Linked DNA regions of Homo sapiens: region 1 is linked to region 2. Evidence: chromatin contacts called from ENCODE Hi-C or POLR2A ChIA-PET data. All regions are on one chromosome and are shown on one strand. The core of a region is the stretch at or near the end of the contact, and the rest is flanking DNA. Distances in the headings are between cores, read along the strand shown.

What was found. Hi-C counts contacts between places; a loop is a spot of excess contacts on that map. ChIA-PET counts read pairs that join two places held with the same protein, here RNA polymerase II (POLR2A). Pooled maps may share reads with other maps.
Region 1: a loop to region 2 is called in a map of OCI-LY7, with 7 times the contacts of the local background. The contact joins the promoter of CXorf38 here to the promoter of MID1IP1 in region 2. A Hi-C loop is called at or near these places in 2 of 168 maps with a recorded cell type or tissue (OCI-LY7 and naive thymus-derived CD4-positive, alpha-beta T cell) and 12 of 50 pooled maps. POLR2A ChIA-PET finds 5 or more read pairs at or near these places in 1 of 52 experiments (AG04450).

What each region holds. Positions count from the first base shown.
Region 1 is chrX:40,645,034-40,649,215 of GRCh38, reverse strand. It overlaps CXorf38 (chromosome X open reading frame 38), which reads left to right and starts at 1,655. Exons shown (of 7, transcript NM_144970.3): 1 at 1,655-1,911; 2 at 2,075-2,209. The coding sequence starts at 1,696. MED14 (mediator complex subunit 14) reads left to right here. Exons shown (of 31, transcript NM_004229.4): 31 at 1-911. RefSeq lists silencers at 1,439-1,619, 1,455-1,754, 1,875-2,024 and enhancers at 2,275-2,474, 4,162-4,182.
Region 2 is chrX:38,800,142-38,803,865 of GRCh38, reverse strand. It overlaps MID1IP1 (MID1 interacting protein 1), which reads right to left and starts at 2,407. Exons shown (of 3, transcript NM_021242.6): 1 at 2,379-2,407; 2 at 1-1,331. MID1IP1-AS1 (MID1IP1 antisense RNA 1) reads left to right here. Exons shown (of 2, transcript NR_046706.1): 1 at 1-133; 2 at 2,074-2,618. RefSeq lists enhancers at 1-514, 515-1,356, 1,690-2,197, 2,307-2,386, 2,416-2,710.

The DNA.
Region 1 (4,182 bases), core at 406-2,905, 1.8 Mb before region 2:
GTTCAGCCAAAGGATACTAACAGCCATTCTTTGGACTGTGGTTAATTTGATAACTTCAAGAAGTTATAACTTTGCTACCCTGGATTCTGATGCAATTTCAATATAAAAAGTTGTTCCTTTCATAGTTTTTCCCCCCAAAAGAAGTGCCTATTACATTTTACCTTAATGTTTATTTATCATCCAAGTGTTCTTGATATAAAATCAGTATACAGAAAATTTTAAGAGAACTTACATTCAAGGGACATAGAGGGAAAATGTTAATGTGTATTTCATTGTTTCTTGTGGAATTTTTTTTTCATTCGGTTTGAGAATGGACAGTGTGTCTAAGGATGTGATTTAAATTTACTTAGGATGGATTTAGCATTGAGGTTATTAAGACAAAGTTAGCAGAGGCCAGCCAGCACTGTGCTGCACAACTCCAGGAACTCCATGGTATGCTCACAATTTTCTGCAAGTTGCCTCCACTTCCAAGTGGCCAGTGATTTGTTAAAATACCTTGCCCAAGAATATAACTGATTGATGAAAGGGCATATTTAGGTCAATATAAAATAATAGCAAGTATTTACTGAGAGCTTACTGTGTGCTAGGCATTTTCTTAATATTTCAATGTGTATTTAATCCTCACAACAACCCAATGTGGTAGGTTATTGATATCCTCTTCTTAAAAATGAGTAAATGGAGGCCCAGAGAAATGTAATTTGCCTGAGATCAAATTAAGGTTGCTTAAGATCAAACTGCTAAGAAGGGGCAGTTTGAGTCTGAGCTAGTGCTCCTAAACACTGGACATTTTTGCTGTGAACCACAGTCGGGAAGGTTTAATGTTTAGACTCTTTCCTCAGAGGCTTTTAACTACACACAATTTTGACATGTTTTCCAAGCTCAGAAAGCTCATTAAAAACAACTAAAACTGACCTGACTTGTCACTTGGAGTTGACAATCCCAGTGCCTTCTGACCTTTGTGGCACTTCTTTGGAACTTAAATCAGACTTCCATGTGCAAGGAGCACTAATTATCATATAATCAAGAATACTAGATAATTATCGTCTAACCTTTGCTAGGTGCTTCAGGATGCCCTTATCTGGCTCAGGTGTGCAGCCTTCTAGAATCCAAGTGATGTGTTGCCCTAAACAGGCAAACGCCCCCTTCTGGGTGGTCCAGTGGCGGGGGATTTTGAGTTTTGGGTTAGCTTGGCACACCGCAGGCAGCCAGCGGTCACGTTTCACTAATACCTCAATTTGCTACAGCTGGTCTGTGGGCTTAGGAACCAGTAACTCTAGAATTGTATAATGCAAAGAACATACACGATTCAAGCAATGTGCCCTGAGCACCTTGTACATCTGGACAATAAAAAAAAGTTAAAACAGAAGTGCCCTACATTAGGAGAGGGAGTCGAATCGGATGCTGACAGGGTCTCTGTTTGGGGGACGAAGAGGGCCTAAGGGTTTCAAATAGTTAACTGCTTCCCCAAGCACCAAAGTTGTTAGACGTCAGACGTCAGACGTCACCCAAGTGGGGTGGAGCCGACGTGCCCCGGAAGTCAAGATGCCCCGCCCCGGGATCGGTGGCACCGCGCCGCGCAGGCGCAGGCGTCGCTGCCGCCGGCGCAGGCGCCGCTGCCTCGGGTACTTCCCAGGCTCCGCGCCTGCGCACTGCCGTCCGCCACGCCCCGCAACCTCCTGGTTCCAAGTGGGAGACATGGTGCTGTCGGAGCTAGCGGCGCGCCTCAACTGCGCCGAGTACAAGAACTGGGTGAAGGCGGGCCACTGCCTGTTACTGCTGCGCAGCTGCCTGCAGGGTTTCGTCGGCCGCGAGGTGCTCTCCTTCCACCGCGGCCTACTCGCCGCAGCCCCCGGCCTGGGGCCCCGCGCCGTCTGCCGCGGCGGCTCACGGTGCAGCCCTCGCGCCCGCCAGGTGAGCACCTGGCTCGGGGCCTTGACCACCGCCCCCACCCCACCCCTCCTCATCCCCGTTCCTGTCCCAGACCCAGAGCGCAAGTGTCCTGTTCCCTCCGCGATGCGGGGCCCACCGCGACGTCCCTCCCTCCTGGGCCCCTCCTCACCGCCGCCCCCTGTAGTTTCAGCCTCAGTGTCAGGTGTGCGCTGAATGGAAAAGGGAGATTTTGAGACATCATGTCAACAGAAATGGAGATGTGCACTGGGGAAACTGCCGGCCGGGCCGCTGGCCCGTGGACGCCTGGGAGGTGGCCAAGGTAAGCGCCTGAGGCGGGGACGGAAGGAGGAAGCGGCGGGTCACCCAGCACTCGGGGTGGCTATCTGGTCTTGTGGTCGCCGGGGCCTCATAAACAGATGCAGAGAGAGAGATTGATCAAGGGTCTAGGCGGTTCAGGGGTGGTATGCGGGACCCAACCCAGCTTAGTGAAGTAGAAGCTTTCTTCTACCCGTCTGCTTCCTGAGGGCATTTGAGTTTGTTACCCCTGCTTGGAAAGTTACAGGAAAGAGTTCTACAAGAGATACTGGGGCAAGATGCAGAGCGAGCATCATGAGCACAGGCAGGGAGGGAGGGAGACTCTTGTGTGGCCTGTTTGAGGGTAAGGCTCGCTGAACAGCTCATCAGCTCTTTTTTGGCTATAGGATGCCGTAAGGATGACAGAGTAAGCCAAGGGAAGTTAGGGCTAAAATAGCACCTTAAGTGCCCAGTTAAAGGCACTTTGGGTAGCTGGGAATGGGGTAGGCAGCCGGATCTGTCTTCAGATCTTGGCAATGTCACTTACTAAGTAGATCGAGTAGGAAATTTTTTTGCCCAGTAAGGGACGGAGAGGGACAGCCAGAAGTGGCTTCCTAACACAAATTGACTTTAGCAGTCAGTCTACATGCCAGTAGTTATCAGCAGGCACAGGGTGGGCACTGGAAAGGAGCAGTGCCTGGGAAGCAGATGATCTGAGTCCTGGATCAGCTGCCGTGGTGTGACACTGGGCCAGCTTGTGCTCCCCAATCTCAAAAATGAAAGGACGGCCGGGCGCAGTGGCTCACGCCTGTAATCCCAGCACTTTGGGAGGCCGAGGCGGGCGGATCATGAGGTCAGGAGATCGAGACCACGGTGAAACCCCGTCTCTACTAAAAATACAAAAAAATTAGCCGGGCGCAGTGGCGGGCGCCTGTAGTCCCAGCTACTCGGGAGGCTGAGGCAGGAGAATGGCGTGAACCCGGGAGGCGGAGCTTGCAGTGAGCGGAGATCGCGCCACTGCACTCCCGCCTGGGCGACAGAACGAGACTCCGTCTCAAAAAAAAAAAAAAAAAAAAAAAAAAAAAAAAAAAAAAAAAAAAATGAAAGGAATTGGGGCCGGGCGCGGTGGCTCATGCCTGTAATCCCAGCACTTTGGGAGGCCAAGGTGGGAGGATGGCTTGAGCTCAGGAGTTCAAGACCACCCTGGATAACATGGCAAAACCCCGTCTCTACAAAAAAATACAAAAATTAGCTGGGTGTGGTGGTGCATGCCTGTAGTCCCAGCTACTCAGGAGGCTGAGGTGAGAGGATCACTGGAGCCTGGGAAGTCGAGGCTGCAGTGAGCCGTGATCACACCACTGCATTCCAGCCTGGGTGACAGAGCAAGACCCTGTCTTAAAAAATTGAACTGTATCAGGGGTCCCCAGACTTTTGGGTATCACGAGCCGGTAAACCCACCACACCTACACCATCTTCCCCATTTTTTTCCACTGCAGCCATAGAGTTGCTGACTTCTACTTCTACCTAGAAAAGAGAAAAAAAACAGAAAGAAAGAAAACTCTGCCCTTTACAATGCCTGTCCCTCATCTGTTTGGTCTGCGTTGCTGCTTTCACACCATTGGAATCCTCTTGTAGCCTGTACTACCTCCTTATACCACTCTTTGCTCCTCTTGGTTGCTGTCACCTACAGACCTTCTAGTCCAACCCCATCCTCTCAGTTTCTGGGCTCCTGATTCCAGCATCCTCTGCTTCACTCCCCCTCAGCCTCCGGCTTGCATGCCCACACCCTGGACCTTGGCACAGAAAGTCTCAGTGTCTAACATCCTGCTGGCCTTTGGCACACTTATTCATGCACCCCTGCCCCCAACCCTGTGCCCCATACTACTTCCGCCTCTTTGAGGCTTCCACTGCTTCCTGAATACCCAGCACCCTCTGTCCTCCTGCCTGCCTTTGTCACCTCAGCTAGCCCAGATTCCATGGCCCATCATTATAATCCGT
Region 2 (3,724 bases), core at 1,158-3,657:
CGCGTGGGATGACCAGAATGCACGTGCCTTGGTTGCAGAGTGAGCCCCTCAGCCCCGAATCTGGAGTGGCCGCGGCCGGGAAACAGGAACCCGGGTTTATTATTAGCCGTCGGGGAAGAGGGGCCGGCAGCAGGTACAACTCCATCCTGGGACTCTTACGTAATAAAGGGTGACCGGGCATGCTGGGTGCACGTGGACGCGCGGTGCTCCCGCAGTGGCCCTGGCCTTGGTCAGCTATGGGGGGAGGGGAGCGTCAGAGGCTTTTGCCTCCCTCCTGGCGGGGTGGGATCTTTCCCAATCTTTCCTTTAACAGTGGTTGCCGGGGATGAAGAGGGGCACACTATCAGATCTGCTGATTCTTTGAAGAGATCTGCAAGTGGCAATGGGGAGAAGTCCATTTTTGTCCAAGTCGGCTACACAGTGATGCTGGAGAGCCTGGGCCATGTGGCCTTTTGGCTGCCAAGAGGCCAGGAGAGGGTGACAGTAGTTAGGTCTAGTCTTGGGTGTCTTTCACCATTTAACAGAGAAATGGGGAGGTGTCTAATTATTTTTGAGGGTGCTTGTGTGAAGTGTTCCTTTCAAAAGATAGTTCTTAAAGCACTGGGTCATTTAATAGGGCCTAAGCTATGTACCGAATCGCTGGATTTAACTTTTAAGAGCCTTGCACCTTGAATTTCACTTTGAGACTTCCAAACCACAGCCTATTTAATTTTTCCCATCTCATGTCCCTTGCCATATTCCTCATCCACCAGTCCTCTCTGGCAGTCCTACAATTATGTTCAATAAGATTCAAGCTTCTCATTTTAAATCCCTTTTCTCGGCCTGAAACGGTGGCTCACGCCTGTAATCCCAGCACTTTGGGAGGCCGAGGCGGGCGGATCACAAAGTCAGGGGTTCCAGACTAGCCTGGCCAACATGGTGAAACCCGGTCTCTACTAAAAATACAAAAATTAGCCGGGCGTGGTGGCCAGCGCCTGTAATCCCAGCTACTCGGGAGGATGAAGCAGGAGAATTGCTTGAACCCAGGAGGCGGAGTTGCAGTGAGCCGAGATCGTGCCACTGCACTCCAGCCTGGGCGACAGAGCAAGACTCTGTCTCAAATAAAAAAAAAAAAGATCCCTTTTCTCTAAAACTTAACAGAGGTCTCTGTCCCTAGTACAGTTTTTTCCCACGGGACAAAAAATGCCTAAGGAAGGGAGAACATAATAAAGGGGTTTCTTTCTCTCCCTCTTTCTTTCACATTAAGACCTACACTTAAATATTTTCCATAGAAAACCATCTTCCTAATTGTCTTTTGAATGAAATTCTGACTTGGTGCCACAAGGACTAATCTGTTGACAAAAAACAAACAAAACAAAACAAAGTCAGTGACCCTTGGAGACAGACCTAAGTCTGAGGACCCACTACCCCAAAACGTATTAGCTCTACATCACAGCCCATGTTTTCTTACTTGCAAAACTGGGATAGACCTATCAGGGTTTTGAAGGAAGATCAATGGAAAGAAAAATACAGGGAGGCAGGAAGCATTATATAACTTTGAAGCATTAAAATAATTTCACCTTCCTTCTCTGCACACATAGAAACTTTTCTAGCCTCAGTTTCTTTATCAAAAAAATGGAGCTTGTTCCATGGGCCGTGCCAAGGACTTTGATTAAGTTTAAATATGATAATGTAAATAAAAATCACTATGTAAATTGTAAAGTACAAAGATTAATTGTACTTGATACAGGACCTCATCATAGTGAGAGGTGTTTATGTGAAGAGTCAGAAACCTTAAAAGTGTGGAAATTGCCTATGATGAGCCACAGATCCTTCCACCCAACCCCCAGTGCTTAAGCAGGAAAATAATATAAAATATGTCCAATGAGATTGAAAGAGCACTGCAAGAAGAAAACTCGAGAAAAACAGATATACAGTTTCTAGTAGCTGATCTTCTCATAAATTAAAGCGTACTTTGTCCCCCTTCCTGGACCCATTTGGTATTTTAAGTACGTATGCACCCGGATGAAAACTCGGTATTCAGACTTAACTTACTAAATGCCAAAATCTTGCCTCTTTTTCTCTTCTTCCCAGTTCCAACAGTGTGATAACACACGGAAAACGGAAATCCAAGGGATCTAGCAAAAGGATTCCACCCAGCAAAAACGCCAGCTTGGGAGAGGGCCCCTACCTAACTCCTTCCTTCTGGCCTCCACCCCTCCCCTGATACGTTTCCTTCCGTCTAGTCTCGAGATAACCCTTCATCCCCCAGTTTCTTGACTCTGGCCGCTGTTCTTGAACATTTCTTAAACACTTTCAGAGAAAGATGGCTCATGCACCTGCCTGCAAAACTTCCCAAACCGGGCCTCCCAGCTCCCCCAGACCCCGCAACAACTCACACCCGCCGGGGAAACTCCAGAAGGAAAAGGTCCGCCGGCCAGAGCTCTGGGCCCTTGGAATCACCCCACCACCGCCCCTCTGGCTTCAGCCAATCAGAAGCCGTCAGAAAATATTATGCAAATGAATCCTGATGCTCCAGCCAGTCAGAAGCCGCGGAGCCCTCCCCCACGCAGCGTCCTCTTTCACCCCAGCCCCGCCAAGCTGGCTGCCGCGTCCCTGGCAACCGGCGCGCAGCCAGTTCTCCACTACGCTTGGCTGTAAAAAAATTAAAATGGTTGCCTGGGGTCACATGGGAGGGGAGCGGGCTGGCCCAGGCCTAAGGAAGGTTGGAAACCTCACTGATTGCCCCAGGCACCTTCCCTGTCCCGATCTGGAACAGGCTGGAGGTGCTGAGCCACCTGCCCGGAATTCAGTTTGCCTCCAGAAAACAGAAGTCATCCGTTGAACAAATAACTTTCGAGTCCTTGTAGCACGCCAACAGCCTCAAAGCAAGAGGTCTTTGGTCTCTGCTTTCTATCCTATATGCTAAATTTCCGGTAAAAGCCTTGTCTGAGGTACCCATCCCCACTTCTTGGTTCACAGTTGCAATTCTGGAATTCTGGATCTCTTTTTTTTTGTTTTGTTTTTTTTTGAGACGGAGTCTCGCACTGTCGCCAGGCTGGAGTGCAGTGGAGCAATCTCGGCTCACTTCAACCTCTGCCTCCCGGGTTCAAGTGATTCTCCTGCCTCAGCCTCTCCAGTAGCTTGGACTACAGGCGCGCACCACCACGCCCAGCTAATTTTTATATTTTTAGTAGAGACGGGGTTTCACCATGTTGGCCAGGATGGTCTCGATCTCTTGACCTCTTGATCCGCCCGCCTCGGCCTCCCAAAGTGCTGGGATTACAGGCGTAAGCCACCAGCGCCCTGCCGGAACTCTTAAATTCTGGTTCTTAATTCCCACTCTTTTAATTAAGCAACCTGGAAAGCATGCTTTGCTGGCTCATCTCCCCAAAAATGTCCACAAATTATCCTTGTACTGTGTCCCTTGGATAGTTTTTTTTTGGGGGGGGGGAATGACATTTTAAAAGTGACCAGAAATTCCTGAACAAAGTAGTCAGCAAGAGTAAACTGGTGCAAGAAAGTCAGACTGGATAAAGAAGAGATCTGGCCTAGAACTGGAAGAAAGATGATATTTTAAGGCAAGAAGCCAGCCCAACCCAAGATAGCAGAGATCCTGGATTATTTTGAGACAGACTTAGAAGGATCCATTTCATGAAAAATGTCCTAGAAATATGACAGTCAGACTCTCGTGTTAAAGGCCATGTAGTCCAACCATCCACTTGTGCTGAAATCGCTCACAACA